Regions from separate parts of the Mus musculus genome. Here region 1 is linked to region 2. The links are chromatin loops, found by intact Hi-C in ENCODE. Cell type or tissue: gastrocnemius. All regions are shown on one strand.

Evidence for each region. A loop is a pair of places that touch in the nucleus more often than their neighbours do. Peaks named below come from ENCODE experiments on the same cell type or tissue, not always from the same donor. Only the 100,000 strongest peaks of a DNase experiment are listed, where the experiment ranks them.
Region 1: it touches region 2 in a loop (2.9-fold over the local background); 13 of 42 quality-filtered maps call a loop at or near these places.

What each region holds. Positions count from the first base shown.
Region 1 is chr8:84,794,353-84,802,352 of GRCm38, reverse strand. It overlaps Nfix (nuclear factor I/X), which reads left to right and starts at 1,985. Exons shown (of 11, transcript NM_001371053.1): 1 at 1,985-2,355. The coding sequence starts at 2,329. In gastrocnemius, a CTCF peak has its summit at 3,129; DNase peaks (open chromatin) are centred at 3,721, 4,226, 4,746, 7,657 and 3 more places; H3K4me3 peaks cover 5,541 bases; H3K27ac peaks cover 6,872 bases.
Region 2 is chr8:84,733,285-84,741,284 of GRCm38, reverse strand. All of the region lies in intron 2 of Nfix (nuclear factor I/X), which reads left to right. Among named protein-coding and RNA genes, the nearest start is that of G430095P16Rik, 14 kb to the right of the region's middle. In gastrocnemius, a CTCF peak has its summit at 3,565 (motif pointing right); DNase peaks (open chromatin) are centred at 3,540, 5,528 and 7,125; H3K4me3 peaks cover 4,783 bases; H3K27ac peaks cover 7,885 bases.

The DNA.
Region 1 (8,000 bases), 61 kb before region 2:
CTGCTGGGTCTCTCTCTCTCTCTCTCTCTCTCTCTCTCTCTCTCTCTCTCTCTCTCTCTCTCTCTCTCTCTCACACACACACACACACACATATGGGGAAAACATGTTACAGATCTCCAATGTGGCTGCACTGACCGTGTTGGGTCAGTGCTGATGCACTCAGTGTCCTATGGCCTCATCTCCTGTCATTCACACTCACATTTCCATCAGTGACCAGTATTCCCTGTCCTGATAGCTATGTTCCCCGTGCTTTGCAGAGGGAGGTGGAAGCACCTTTGCTGACTCATAGATACCTCCATGAGTACAGCCACACCCACGCCACTACTCAGAATATACTGAACACACACACACACACACACACACACACACACACACACACACACACACACACACAAAACTGGCCTTGCTCATACCCACACCAGACACCCCAGGCGCATCGCCTGCCCCCCATCTCAGAGGTTTGGGACGAGGGGCATAGCATTCAGGGACATTTATGCATACACATCCTTGTACCTCCTAGCCCCTACATACTCACTCACGCACACCTGGGCTCCTATACCACCCTGCCAGACAATGCATTGCTGAGAATTGCCACAGCTTCTTGGCTGGGGGGTGGGGGTGGGGACTGACAAGGTGCTGGCTGCACCTAGCAATAGGAGGGAGCTCTACCTTGGTGGGATCTGCCTGGGGACTGGGGCACAGTCTTCCCATCAACCTAGAGTCACCCAACAGTTCTCTATGTCCTACTTCAGAGTTTCCAGTACCCCCTTCCCAGCTTCTTTCTTCCCTCCCTCTCTGTGAAGACTTTTCCTTTCTCTCTCTGTTGCGAGAGAGAGAGAGAGAGAGAGAGAGAGAGAGAGAGAGAGAGAGAGAGAGAGAGAGAGAGAGTGAGAGAGAGAGAGAGAGAGAGAGTGTGTGTGTGTGTGTGTGTGTGTGTGTGTGTTTTGAAACAGGGTCTCAGTACACAGGTCAAGCCAGCCTCAAACTATGTAGCTCAGGCTGGTCTACAGCTCAGTTATAATTTTTCTCTTGGAGCTTCTGAGTGCAGGGATTGCAGACAGATGCCATATGCCAACCCACCCCACCTCATTCCCATCTGCAGTGGAAATGGGGAATCCTGGGCCTGCAATGGGCTGGAGCATCACCACAATACAAATAATGTTCCTAAGTCCCAGGACATGTGCAAAGCTATGGGAGACATATGAAGGGTAAGGGTGGTGTGTGTGTGTGTGTGCGCGCGCATGCATGCGTGTTATACTTGAGAGAGTTTTTACAGAACCTGCCAGCTGTTTTGCTATCAGGATTGTAGATCAGTGTGCCCTAGGTCTGGGGTATATCTGGCCAACTCAATGTATAACGTGTGTGTGTGTGTGTGTGTGTGTGTGTGTGTATGTACAGTGATACTTTGTGTCCTTTGTATGGGGGCTCCCATGTGTCAGTGTCACCATGTCTGGGTTGCCATAGCTGTCTTCCAAGATATTTTGGCGTGGCTGTGTGTTGGTGTGTCATTGTGTATCCAGAGTGTGACAAGGTATATATGGTTGTGTGATCGTGTGTGTCAATATTCTGCAGGAACATGTGTGGCACGTGCATGTATGTTAGTGTGGCTCTCCGCATCTGTCTGCATTGGGACGACATGTGACAGTAGGTGGTGTGTGGCTCTTGCTCGTGTCTGTGCCCGGTGTGCACCGCCGTCTGCTGCGACTCCATGAGGAATAGGCCCTGCGTTCCTTCGTGACATTTGTGCCCGTCCAAGCCCTGCTGCGTGTCAGCGTGTGTCGGCGCCCGAACGCCGGCCAGCACGTGTCGGGGCGGCCGCGTCGGTGTGCGTCCCCGCGTGTATGTGTGTGTGCGTGTGTGCGTGTGTGCATGTGTGTGCGCGCCGGCCGCGCTCACCCGCCCCGCCCGCCCCTCCCCGCGCCCCTCCTCCCGCCCGCGCCGCCCGCCCGCTCCCTCTCCCCGGAGTGCGCCGCTTCCAAACTTTGTCTAAACTTTCACTTTCACAGCGCGGCGGCGGCGGCGGCGGCGGCGGTGGCGGGCGAGGGCGAGCGGCCGAGCGGCGGCGGCATGGAGTAGACGCGCGGCGGCGGCGGCGGCGGCGGCGGACGCGAGAGGCAGCGGCGAGCGCGGCGGCGGCCCGGAGCCCGCGGGGCCGAGCCTGTGAGCGCGGAGCGGCGGCGGGCCGAGCGGGGCCGCGGGCCGGGCGGGCGCCGCGCGGCAGAGGCCGGAGCAGCGGAGCCGGAGCCCGAGCGCCAGCCAGCGCGACGCCGCCTGCCGGGCCTGCCCTCGCCGCGGCCGGCCTCCGCGCTCGCGCCCGGGCGCCCAGCGATGTACTCCCCGTACTGCCTCACCCAGGTACCGGCCGCCGCCCCCGCGCCCCGGGAGGGCCGGGCCGGGGTCCCGCAGGCGCGCGGGCAGCGGGCGGGGCGCGGGGGCGCTGCCCCGGGGCGCGCGGCAGGAGTGCGTGGAGAGGGGGCGAGGGGCGAACGCGCGCGGCGGGGTGCGGCGGACAGCGGACCCCTGCTGCTGCGCGGCGACGCGGCGTGGTGGCAGGCGCGGGCGGGCAGGGTGACACGGCGGCAGGAGGCAGAGTGGCCCCGGGGCGCGGGGGAGCACGGGCGGGCGGCGTTCCGTGCGCGCGGCGCGGCGCGGCCGCCCCGGGGTGGCAGTGGCGGGCGTGTGGGCAGCGGCTCTGCGTGCGGCTGGGGTGCCCCGGGCGGCCCGAGCGGCCCGGGCGTCTCCCCAAAGTCTTTGTTCAGGCCTCGCATGGGAGCGGGGCTGAGAAAATGGCGGGGCTCCCAAATTTCGGAGGGGCAGGGGAGGGGAGGGAGGGACGGGCGTGCTGCCAGCCCGGGCCGCGCCTCTCTGCGGATCCTGGACGTTTGCAGACGCGGCTCCCCGGCCCCAAACTTTCCTCCGTGCAAACTTTCCGGTCTCGAAGACCAGGACCGCCGCTGCGTGAACCTGGAAGTGCCCCGGGGAATCCCGGTCCGCTACCCGCAGGCGGGAAGGGCGGGAGCGGCGGCGGCCACCGCAGGTCGACCCTGTTGGGATCAGCCGTCGGGTCAGCCTCGGGCACAGCAGCGCCGACCTTGGCGTGCTTCGGGAGCGCGAGCGCGAGAACGCGTCCCGCCTCCAGCGAAGTTCCCTGCGCTATGGTGTAGCGGAGGCTCAGGCCTGGAGCGTGCCTGATCTGCCACCCCACTCTTTTTAGCCGTGACTCCAAGCTCTGAGAGGGCACCAGCCAGACCAACCCAGATCTAGAGGGGCCCTCACAGCTCTATCTGCAGGACCAGGCCAGGGCAGATGACAGATTTCGGCAGGCAGAGGGAATTTGTGGAGGTTGTCTAGCCTTGCCTGCTGGCCAGGCCTGTCTGTGGGAGCTCTCTAGGCCAACCCCAAGTCCCTAATGGCAATCCTTTGCTAAACCAGAGCCCTTTCCGACAAGTGCTAAAAGTGCCACCACCTTAGAGTGGGAACATATACTCATGGTGTGTATATATGGCCAGGTATTCAAGGAGCATGCCAGGATGTTTTGAAGGGCAAGAAGGTATATGCAGGCGGGTTGCAGTTCCAGCGACACCACGTTCTTGTAGTCCCAGGGGCTACTTGTCTGTGTGTCTAGAGTCTGTGTGTGACTTCTGTAGGCTGGCAGTGGCCAGACTGCGTGGCACAAACACAGATGACCAGGGGAGATGGTGTGTCTTCCAGTACAAATCACGTGCAAGTGTGTGTCAGCGGAGGAGCCCATGCTCGCCTGTCCTGCAAGCGTTAAGAGCCAATCTGACCACCATAGCAGTGTGGGTCTGTTCCTTCAAGTTGTCAACTACTCTGTGTTGGGTTCCCCACAGGAGGACCTGGTCAGCTATCTAGATCTGAGCTGTGGCTCCCTTCAGGGAGATTGATGATCTGCTGGTGTCTGAGTGCTAGTGGGACAAAGACCCCATGTCCCAGCAGCTACCTTGTCTACCAGGCTGCTAGCCTGCCTCCACTCCAACCTTGCCAGACATCTGGGCTTACCCCCTCCTCACCCATGGGTCAGGTGAAGCACCCACCACTGGAGAGAAAAAAACCAGCTAATGCCCGGGTGCCAAGGCTACCCGGAGGAACTGGGATGGCCCCCAGATTTGGGGTGATGGCCTCAGTTTGGCTCTGTGGCACTCCAGAAGGGAATACGGGCTCCAATCTGTGCGAGTTTCATCTTGCACATGCCAGGCTGCCTGGGAGGGGAGTGGGCACAGTCTCACCAGTCTGCCAGCCCTGCATGGTGGGCAGGGAAACCCCTTTGCTTAGGGTCCTTGGCAGCCTTCGGTCATCAGGGTCTGGCTGTCCCTGCCTCTCGGCCACTTCTCTTTCTACTGCCATAGTTTGCCTCCCATCTTTGCTTCTCTAACAACCTCTTTTGCTGGCTGGCCTTTTTGTGTGTGTGTGTGTTTCTCTATCTCTGCTCTTTGTTCCTTGTCATGTCTGTCCTGTGTTTCTAGGTGTCCCTCTGTCCCTGTCTCTGGTTTTGTTCTGGCCTCCCCCATTTCTCTCTCAGACTCTCTCTACACCCCTTGCCCCCTCTCCCTTTTCTTTCTTTCTTTTTTCAAACCAGAATTGGCGTCAATTTTAAAGTCAATAAATGATTGAACAGAAGCAAGCTTGGAGCAGCGGGGCTTGGTGGGGCAGGCAAGAGGAAGGGTAGTGGGGAGGATCTCCTAGAAAAGAGAAACTGATCCAGCGGTGGGTGGGGCCATTGTTGGAGCTGCTGGAGCCCTTTACTGCCACAGGCCTGAGTCTCAGGCGGACATCAGGAGTCGGATGGACTCGGTGGACCCCGTGGGCCCCTCGACAACGGACACACCACACATGTGCCATCGCCGCCAAGGGGAGATCATAAACACCGTATTCACCTTGACGTCACCAGACACATAGCTCTTGTCATACATTTCAGCACCCATGTGCCCCTTGGAATGGGATACGTGGTGTATTCATTCATGTAAGTTCAGACATGAAAACCTCCCTGTCACATAGCCACCAAGGCCAAAGTATGTGCCTGTGTTCATAAACAACACTTCACAGGCATCACAAGACAGCCATGTGCGGATGTGGCTCCTAGAGTCCCAGCACCCTCGACACAAACTCATCCACAGCAGGTGTGCATGTGCACACTAGGCTGAGAGCAGTGGGCATACGTCCTCACATGGAGACATGACATCATTGGCTTTCAAGTCGTGAATGAGACTTTCTCTTAATATCTACATGCACACCCATATCTTCCCACTCCTGTCCACACGAACACATATGCTAATATGTAGACAGTTGTGAACACACACAACAACACACATGGATGTACACAGATAGGATCACCCTCGGAGGGCACCTCTGCCAATCTTCCTGTGGTGGTCATAGAACCTTTGATCTCGTACAGTCATGTACACACCTGAAGGTGAGCTGGACCTGCCCTTTGTCTGTGGCCTTTTCGGTTCACTATGGCCACTCTTCTGTCCCCGTAGACTATGGACTGCTTTTTGTTCTTGAACCAACTGGTATCCACGGTTTGCTTTTTTCATTTGATTCTTAATATGGATATCTTGCCGTATAGCCCAGGCTGGCCTTGAGCTTACAGTGGTCATCTTGGGGCTACAGGGGTGAACCACCATGCTCTATCTTGGTAGTTTTGCTTTTGTGGTTGTTTGATGGAGACAGGATGTCATGCATCCCAGGCTAGCTCTGTATTGAAGATAGGATCCCCTTGTCTCCACTCTTAAGAGCTTGGACCATGGGTGTGAACCACCGCCTAGAGGTACTGGCTTTTCTTTCTGTGGCCCTGGCTTTGCACACACCTCCTATTCCTAACATAAAAAACGAGACAGACACAAGTTGGGTTACTTTTGGCACCCCACTGGGGTCCTGGGAGATTTCCTGGGGTGGGCCTGACTGAGTTCAGAGCCATGGTTCTTTTGGGTTAATACATTCCCCAAAGGAGCTTGGGTTCTAGGCCTAGACATGAGTGTCTTATGCACTTTCCAGGGCTGCCAGATGGAGGGTGTCGGGGCAGAGGTCAAGGACTAGTCAGAGTGGGGTTGGGGGAATTTAAGTTTCTGCTCTGCACCTCCTGGTCTTCGGTTTTCCTGGTCTGTAAAGCACATGCATATCTTTTAGCCCTGTAATGCAGCTCACTGCCATGATGAGTACATGATGTGTGCTTGAGAAGTGTCCCTGTTATAGTGGTTGTCATCATCTGGACCCTCCTTGAATAGAGAAGGTTGATCATGAAAGCAAGAAGAGTTGGAGCCCTTTGCCACTGTGGCAATCCTCATGTACGTCCTGGAGGAGGAAGCAAGAACTTGGGAGGACAAGGCTCAGCTCTTTTTCTCTTATTGGGGTCCTGTAGCCTCCACTAAGCGGAGGGTGACAGATTTCACAGTAGGGTAAGGTGACTGGCGTGAAATGAGGAGATGGCCTTTCCAGTCTAATGGGAACTAGGTGTCTCTTGGTAAAGAGTATGTAAGCACCCCTGGATCTGGATGGAGTTGGACAAAGCATGGAGACTTGGTTCATCATGAGATGTCTCCACTGCTCCAAGCCACTTACAACGCTGCACTGATTGCGATGGGGATCCACAGGACACTGTGTGAGCACTTGACAGTGTGGGCAAGATCCTGAGGTGACTCTGGGTCCATGTGTTTTGACTGCATAGATTATCTGTACCCAGGAATGGGGCTGGAATTTGGGGTCTCGAAGCACCCGTCCTCCAGTTAATCAAGACAGGCATAGAAGACCCCTAACTACTTTCTCCACCTTGGCAATGGGCATACAGCTTTATCCCTGGTAAGCTGGATCGATGAACAAGAGGGCTGCCTACTCTCCTGCCTCCAAAGTCCTTGGTGTGGGGTCAGGAGGATGAAGGGATGTCTGTGATAGGCTGCCAGGGTTCTCAAGATCCCTGTATCTCGGTCAGCATGCCGGGTGGTCTTACAGAAATCCATGTCCTTGGGACCCCTATGACCGTGTGGGTGTTCATTTCCAGTTTTTTTTTTTTTTTTTGAGTCTGTTGATAGGTGCTATATGCATTCGACTTTAAGGACTGTCTCAGTTTTTTTTCTCTTATGTGTTTGGTGACAGTGTGGCTGAGATGTGCATCACCACATTTGTTCATGCCTCTGTAGCATGTCCTTGTCCAGGCCTTGGATAACACTGTAGCTGTCACTGTCACCACCACCGTTGTGGCTGTGCTTTAGAGTGGAGTGACTGTGTCACAGTGACAAGCAGGTCCCTCCTGTAACAATGAATTGGCCTCTATTTTTTTCTGGAAGGAAAGCAGTCACTGCTAAGTGTGTATCGGTAGCTCACACATGTGTCAGCCTGCACTCACATACATGCCAGCATATGTCTGTGTGTGTCAGGCCCCCACCACCACCCCATGTCATTGTATATCCAGGGCTTGTCCCTGTGAGTGCTGTGTCTTACCACATGGCACTTCTCTCAGTCATTCCTTAGCCTCTAAGCATCATGCATGACGCCCATGAGGTCCCTCAGCTTAGCAGCTGGAAGCAGGCTGGCCTCTTGTCCCTTCCCGTGAGGTTGTGTGGCCGGGGTGGCCCTGCTGTGGGCCCTGCTGTCCTCTCCCTGTCCTGGACAGAAGCTCATTGTGCAGGCAAGGTGCGGGGTGTGTTGGGGCCGCCCATAGACCTCCCTCTGTCTGTTCAGTGCACATTGATTTTGGCTTCTGCCTGTGGCTGCCCTGGCCTGACCAGCTGGGTATTCGGCTGTCTCTGTGGACCTGAGGCCACTGTCCCTATAGTCCTAAGCGCCCCATTGCCAGACTTGCCTTGGGGTCCATACCCCAGAGCCAGTTGGTATCCCTGGGAGGCTCTGGGGGTTCAGATTTGGAAACTGAGGCCCCCTTTCCTTCCCCCTTTCTCCAGCTCTTTCCTCTCTCCCTCCTCCATTCCTCCCCCTCCCGCTCCCTCTCTCCCTCTCTCTCCTGCCAAACGCATCTTGGCTCTCTCTGA
Region 2 (8,000 bases):
CCTGTTGGGCCAAAGGTGGTTCAGGTTGTCCTGTCCCTCTGGGTGGAGCCCTCCCTGTAGCCACAAGTTCCAAAAACTGTGGAGGAGAAGGGAGCTAGCAGGAGTGCTCAAGGAAGAAGGCAGGAGGAAGGAAGCAACCCCATTGTCATCCCTAAATTACTGGCTGGGATGGCAGGGGAGGAGGCGGAAAGCCGACATTGTTTACTTAATTAAAAGTAAACAACAATTTGCCGCTGCCAGCCTCCCATTAGCTGTGTGTGGAGCCCTAGAGCAAAACGGAGACTGACTTTAGGCTTTCGCTCCCACCAAGCTGACATCCCCAGCCTTGGCTTTTCCCTGATAAAGCCCTTCCCGCCTAGATCCCTTTCCACTCAGGCTCAGGAGGGAAGATGAACCAAAAACTTTCAGGAGTATCCCACAGGATGTGGGTCAGAATATATGTATTGAGACACCACTGTTTCAGGATGCGGTGGGGGCTCTAGTCTGCTCCTGTAGACTGCTCCCTGCTAGATATCAGTCAGGCCAGGTTGTGTCAGCTAGGGTGAAGCAGAGGCTTTTCCTCCCAGCCAGATGTTGTTCCCTGAGAAAAGGGCGGAGTCTCATGACCTAAGGGCCTAGTCCATACTACCTGGAGGCCAGGGCCTTCTCTACCCACCTCCCACATTTCCCTTTTAGCAGCTTATAAGCTTCCATCTTTTTGGCTCTGCTCCCAGAAGGGGCTGCTCAGGGCTCCCGGAGGGCTAAGGAGAAAGTCAGGCTTCTTGGGGGCTGTAAGAGAGGGGCTGCTGGACACATGCCCTCTCCTCCAGGTCAAGAGAGCTTCATGTAACACACACACACACACACACACACACACACACACACACACACACACACTGGGGAACTCCTTTAAATAGGGATGGTGAGTGTAAAAGGTTGTGGGGCACTTCTGCTGGCCTCTGGGGCCTTGGCAGACCATCTTTTCAAGGTCTGTCTCCACTTCTCCTGTAGAGCCTGTCACAGTGATGGAGAATGCAGGTTTCAGTCAGTCTGGATCTTGCTCAGGCATGACCTCAGAGTCAGGTCACCTGCTGAGAGAAAGTCACAAAGGCATAGGAGCGCATGTTACACGCCAAGGACCTTGTCCTTTATAGAACACTCTCAAGCCTTTGGGGACCAAGTGACCAGGTGGGGTTGTAGCTCAGAAAAGGAGCTGGCCAAGAGTGTGCAGTCAAAGGGGCAAATGTGAGAGAGGAGGCCCTATTAGTGCATGCCTGAAGCTGCAGGATTCAACTACTGCTCTAAGTGAGCCAGTCCTGGCCCCTGTGAACCTTTGTAATTGTACAGACATTTTGGTTGGGGCTAACAGGAGGCTTAGCACCAAATGAGCAGAGGCCTGGGATGCTGTCTGACCCACAGAACATGGACAGTCCCTGCACTGCATCCCAGACAGTGTCCTGGTCTCCGGGTCCACAGTATGAGGGTTAAGAAGAAATGTGTCTTTTCAAGATTTCAGTTCTTTCTTCATTCCCTTTGCCCCTCTGGGTTCAGGACACACACACACACACACACACACACACACACACACACACACACACACACACACACAGATCTCAGGATTCACACACATCAGGACATTCACAGGCACTGGCACACAGAACAATCTGGGAAGTTGGTCCTGCACTTAATTGAATTAAGGGGCTGGGTTTGGCAGGACATTGTGTATCTGAGCTGCACTTTCTTACACGAGGCAGGAGGCAGCCACTCAGGCCCCCTGAGCAAGCTGTCCCTTCCTCCTTTTCCCTCCAGCCCTCCACTTCCCTTGCCAAAGATCATACACAGGAATAGCCCTCTCAGTTGCTTGCTTTCTCCCCATGTTACTCCTTGATGCTCAGCTGGTGTAAGTTGAGGACCAGGGCCTCCTGAGAAGGTGCTTCCAGACTGAGGCTGGGGCACTGTCGGGGAGAACTAACGGGCCAGTCTCTCCGCCTGGTTCCCATCCTATATTTGCATAGGAGCTGCAAGTACTGCTGAGTAGAAAGTGGAACAGGCCAGGTGGCAGTGGCACAGGCCTTTAATCCCAGCACTCAGGAGGCAGAGGTAGGCGGATCTCTGTGAGTTGTACAGAGCAAGTTCCAAGACAGCCAGGGCTACACATAGAAATGCTGTCTGAAGGAGGGAGCGGGAGAGGGTGAAGCAGTCTTTCGGTCTTTGCCAAATTTAAACCTCTGACCACTACCTAAGAGATAGGAATGATTTGCTCTTGATATTCCAGGCCAGTAGCCCTACGAATAGGTGCAGAGCATGCCTGTGGAGGCTTGGAGGGCTGGGGCCCGAAGCCCTTCCTCACGGTAACCAGGTGGGGCAGAATGTGGTAAGCTGACAGTCCCTTAGAGTTCTGTCTCATCTGGCATGCATTCCCACTTCAGCCTCTGCTGAAGGGTCTCAGGTATCTGATCTCAGCCCAGAGTCAAGGCTCACTCTGAGAAGTCCTCACCAGAGCCTAATTTTGGTCCCTGGGAGGGCTCATCAGGAGTGAGACTAGAGGACAATCAGGCCAGCCTCCCCAGCGCCATTTCCAAGCACACCACAGCACAGCACAGTCTGGGTCCTGCCACTGCACTGCCCCGAATCCATTCAGAGGAAACCCCAAGCAAACTCCTAACAGCGGGCAGTGAAGGCACCCAGGGAGCCATGGAAGGGATCCCAGCCCTTCTGAAGCCCAGTGGGTGGGGGTTTCCTCCCTTGACTCCTGTGTGCTGGGGCTGGGGACTGACCAATGGATGAGGGAGGCAGCCAGGTCCAGCCAGACCCTTCGAAGTAATCTGTACTGCCCAGGGTCAGGGGGGCTGCAGGGCTGGCCTCACCTCGGCTAACCTCTGGGCGGAACAAAGGGGCCTTTCTCCCGCTTGCAGCCCGGGAGGGTGTGCCTGCCTGTTTCTGCCGCCCTCACAAGCACAAGCGGCGCTTTCCTGTGCCGAGGTTTTGTTTTTGTTTTTGTTTGTTTTTTCTCTTCTTGACTTCTCCATTTTTCTCCCTGTCTGACGCTCCTATTCTGGCTTTCAGTCCCCATCTTTTCACTCCTGCCATGTGGGTGGTAGAAAGATTTTTTTCTTTCCAAGAGTTACCAAGTGTAAAGACAAGTTAGCACCGAGGGTGTCCAGCGCACCTTGGGGGCACTCTTGGGGTCAACAACAGAAAACTCTCAAATGGGAAGCAGCTTACTGGGGCCCGGATGGACCCCTGCGGACCAAACACCTGGCAGCCTCACCTTCTGCTTCTCCTTGCCTCCCTTTTGGAGGCCTCCTTCCACCCCGTTCCCCACTGCAAGCTGTTCCTATTCAAGGTGTATGGCGAGCTCTGCCCTGACCACATCCGAGAATGTGCTTGTGCAGTCATGGGAGCCGCTGTCTGAGGCAGCTCCGTTCCTGATACAGATGCGAGGTCTGGTGGTCATGCTGGGTTCTTGCCCTTCCTGCTGGGCTCAGCACGTGTTCAGAGGGAACCCTGTCTGCGGAACTTCTAGGCCAGCACCCCACGGGCTCGCCCTACTGTGACCGGCAGAGGGCAGCTAGTGTTAACTCGCTGCGCCACCTAGCTACCTTGTTGGGGAGCGCAACGTGAAGCTCCTTGAGCCCCCGCAGGGTCCTCAAGGATCTTTGGCACCTGCTAGCCTGATGTATAGGTGGATTGGTGTTTGTATTCCGTAAATAGCCCGAGTTTCCCTTATATGTACGTGGTACTTTCTATGAAATCGTCCGTAGTGAAAGTCAAGTCTCCATTAACATCTCATCTTCTGTATAGGTCTAAGCTGTACTGTATTAGGAGGCCAGAGAGACTGACTAGGGGGTCTAAATAACAAGAAGGCTCAGCCTTCTTAGTCTAGGCCCAAAGTCCTTCCCAGCCCCCAGTGCCACATGAGACTTGTTGAGGCTCTTCGGGCTCTGATTAGAAAATTGGAGTTAGTCAGGCATGGTTAGTGTACGCCTTTTATCCCGACAATCTGGAGGCAGAGGCAGGCAGATCCCTGAGTTCAGGGCTAGCCTGGTCTACAGGATGAGTTTCAGGACAGCCAGGGCTACATTGTCTAAAAAAAAAAGATAATAATAACAGACAATCTTTTATTAAAACTTAAAAAAAAAAGCCAACAACACGAAACACATTTGGAGTCAAGATTCCAGGTCCTTCGTGTCTTGTGTAAATGGCTCTAGCAGGCTTTGGGCCTCCCGGGTGGAAGAGGAGCAGGCCATGAGCAGAGTACTTTCTTGCCCTGCTCTTTTCTAGGAGCCCTGGGCTCCTCTGTCCATCGAGTCCTTTGATAGGAGGCTCAGCTCAGGATTACAGGATTAAAGGTGGAAACAGGAAGGTGCTAGCTAGGAGATGCTCTGTCCCCTGGGGGGTAGGAGGGGGAGCCAGAGTAGAAGCCACAGTTGCAAGAAAGATCTAGAAAGGGCTCTTTAGAGTCTTAGAGAGGTGGTGGAGATGAAGCAGTAAGCAAAGTCAAGAGGCCTTGTCCTCCTGGAGCTGATGGAGGGTTCCCTTGAGACCCAGGCCGCCAGTCTGCCAGTGCTGACCCAGCTGGAAGTTACCCAGCGGGGAAGGTTTGAAGACAGGGCTGCTAGGCCTGTAGGTGGGAACCAAGTCCTGCTGAAACATCTGATTATGGGATGTGTTTGTGTCTGCCTTCCTTTTACCAACCAGTGTTGGTCTGCCCACAGCCAGGGCACTGCTCTGGAGGGGCTGAGGCGGGTACTCCAACGCAGCTTGCCCTGTATGGCCAGGTAAGGTGGGTGGGCTCTGCTAGGTTCCCCACTGAGCCCCAGCATTCTTTACAGGAGTAGGCCACAGGGGGAACAGGATTAGAGACGCCTAGGGTAGCAGAGGTGCAGGGGCTCATGCCCTGTCCCCCCATCTCTGTCCCGCAGGCTCCATGTCCTATGGTGAAGAAGCTGTAACTTAGGGAACCTTCTCTGCACTGAACTGAAAGGACTCACTTCTCTTTCTCCTCAGATCTTCTCCTTCCTCCTCCTCTTCCTCCTCCTCCTCCACTGAAATCTTGTGGGTGGGCATGGAGGCTCCGGGCCTGTGGGTCCCAGCTCACCCTCTGCTGCGTGCCCTTCTTTACACAGACGAGGACTGAGAAGCAGGTCACGCCGCCTTCAGCATCATTTCTCCCTGAAGCAGCGTTCTGCCCGGGTTGCCTCCTTCTCTGCCTCCTCTCCCCCTGCCTCCTCTGGCTTCCGCACAGGCCTCCTTCCCCACACTGCTTGGCCTGACCCTAATTCTTTCCCTAGCTCTTCTCCACTGCACTTTTCCTCCTGGACTAGACTTTATGTCTTCCTTGAAGCTCCTGCGGTTCCAGGCAGTCACCTATGTGACCTTCAGAGCCTCTGTTGCCCCTCTCATTCAGGTCTGGCATTAGGGACTGACTACTTCCCTCCGAGAGTAATTAGACCAAGGGCAAATGTATTTGGCTGGGGTAGAGGTGGGGGGGGTGCTGCCCAGCCCTGGGAAGGGGAAACACTATTAATAGCCTCAGGAGCAGCTGGGGATGGGGGTGGGTATCTGGCTAGCCCAGCCTAGCCTGGCCTGGCCTGGCCTGGGCAACTCAAAGGTCCAGAAAGGGCAATGCTGGAAATAGAGGGAGTGGGGTGGGGCTCAGCTTCACAGGACACACATTCCCCACCCCCACCCCCACCCCAACACTGGCTTTCTCTGGCTTGTGGTGTATTGAAGGCATTGCCCGCTGTCAGTTTCTACCCAGCACCTTGAGGAGGGGCAGGTTCTTAGGTTAGGGGGTACTTGTCTGGACCCCATTGTCATATGATCCCTGGATTCAGGCCCTTGGAAATGCTAGACACAACTGCTGGCAAATTATGGCACCAGCCAACATTGCCAGGAGTGGATTTGTCTGTAAAGAAGGCAGGACTATGGGCAGCAGGAGGTGGTGCCTGCCATCCTAGGGCACGGGTCTCTGCTTTTGGTATCTTCAGCTCTCTCAACTCCAGGAATGAGCAGGGCAGTGCAGGGCAGGTTATTGGAGCTGAAATCTCAGAATCCAAGGGCAAGCTCTGTGCTCCCCACTTCTCTTTTGGCTTTGCCTGTCTCCTGGGGTCTTTTCCCCATCCCTCCTCATGTGGTGAGCAGCCTCAGACCGTTTACTAACTAAAGACTGCTGTAGGAGGACATACCTATATTACAGGTGCATCTGGGTCTGCCCTTTAGTGGCTGAGAAACCCCTCTGCTGCTGTTAGTGAGCCAGGCCCCACTGCTCACTCCTGGGGCCTTTGGGTCACTGGTGAGCTGAAGCAGCAGATGAAGAGAAATGGCGATTGGATATAAGAATCAGGAGAGTGTGGGAAGCTGCTGCACAGAGCCAGGCTTTAGGCCAGGAGCTGTGGTCCATGTTTCTGATCCATTCCTGATCCAGGAACTCAGCAGGCAGGTGTTACCTACAGCAGGCAGGTTTTGACTGTTACCTACAGCCAAGCAACCAACGTGAACTCTGCCAAGGCCACTTGGACCAGGAGGCTCTGGAACATGGACCTTACTTGAGGTGTTCATGCCATTGCTGCCTGCCTTTGCCTAGATGTTTCTCTTTGTCTCCTTTGTGCTAGGATAAAGCCAGGGTCTCCAGATTGGTAGAGGACCCACATAGTTCTCCAGCAGTCTAGACCAGTGGTTCCTTTCTGGGCAGGTTTAGACTCAAGGGGAAGAGAAGGTGAGCCTGGACCAGGTGCCTTCTGCCTCTTCTCGACTCTCTGAGTCATCCCCTCTCTTTCGGCCTCTGTACTACCTCCTACCCTCCACCTCTGATGGGAACATTGCCTTGGTGGCAAAGCACCTCTGAGATACCCCGCTGGGATCAGTATTGCTACCTAGCAAACCGTGGGTCTGCTTGTTCATTTCTGGTCCTTGAGTTGCTGGGTCTACATGTGGGCTTACCCATGTGTTCCCAGGTGGCCCCTGTTAGGCTGGGTGTCTTTGTCTGTGACCTCACCTCCTTCCTCTCCTCTGCTGGCCTCAGCCTGTCATCTCTGAGCCCTCCATTCCCCTACCAGCTTGTCGCCCTTGTCCCACTGCTCAGTGCCCATCTCAGTCTCCAGTTCTCCCTAGATCTCTGGCAGTTGGCAGATGCCTGGCAGGGCACATCCAGCCGCTCCTGGCAGGCGAGGACCTCCCTGGAAGGCCGGACTGTCCCGGGGTAGAGGGAGATGGGAACCCCACTCTTGTTTTCTAGGAGAAAGGCCTGAGTTTGGGAACACCTTCTCCCTATATGAAGGTGGTGGTGGGAGGCTTGGTGGCTGAAGGGTGGGTGATGAGGGTTCCCGTTTCCACAACATGAGTGGTGCCGAGTAAGAGCTGAATAAGATAGCCTTCTCCTCATGTAGGACCCCGAGCTATAGAGTGAAGACAGGCTGGTGGTTTACCCTCAGCTTAGGGGACCTACAGACTCCTCCTACACGGTACCTAGGAAGCAGGGGGAGAAGATGGTGAGAGTAAAATGTCATTTTCCCATGCTATCTCTGGCCCACCAGGTCCCTGTTGTCCAGCCCACAAGAGTATTCACCTGTCTCGCCCGGTGCCTCAGCCCTCAAGTAGACCGTATGTCCCTGTGGTCTTATGACTTATTCTCTTTCCCTTCCTGAAACTTGCTCCCTCTGGAACATCCCCTACTCCCCTGGCAGGTGTCTCAGGTCAAAGCCAGAGTCCTTGATGTCTGCGAGATGAGGTGATGAGGGTATAGAGGAAGGTTGGTAGACACATGTTTCACCCTCCTTACTCACCCACAGCTCCAAGGCTGTGATTCCGGGTAGGTTCCTGCTCCTAAACCGTGAGAATCTCGAGGTGACAGAAGGGACGTCCCAGCCCCTGGACAGCTTTAGGTTGTGTGTTTATGTTAGCTTGGGCACAGGTAGGGAACATCGGGAAGGAGAGGGAGACCTGAGAAGGCCCTTGTCTCCCCAGCCCCGCCTCCCTCTGCCCTCTGGCTGCCCTGCGCTCTCAAGGACTTCCTCAGT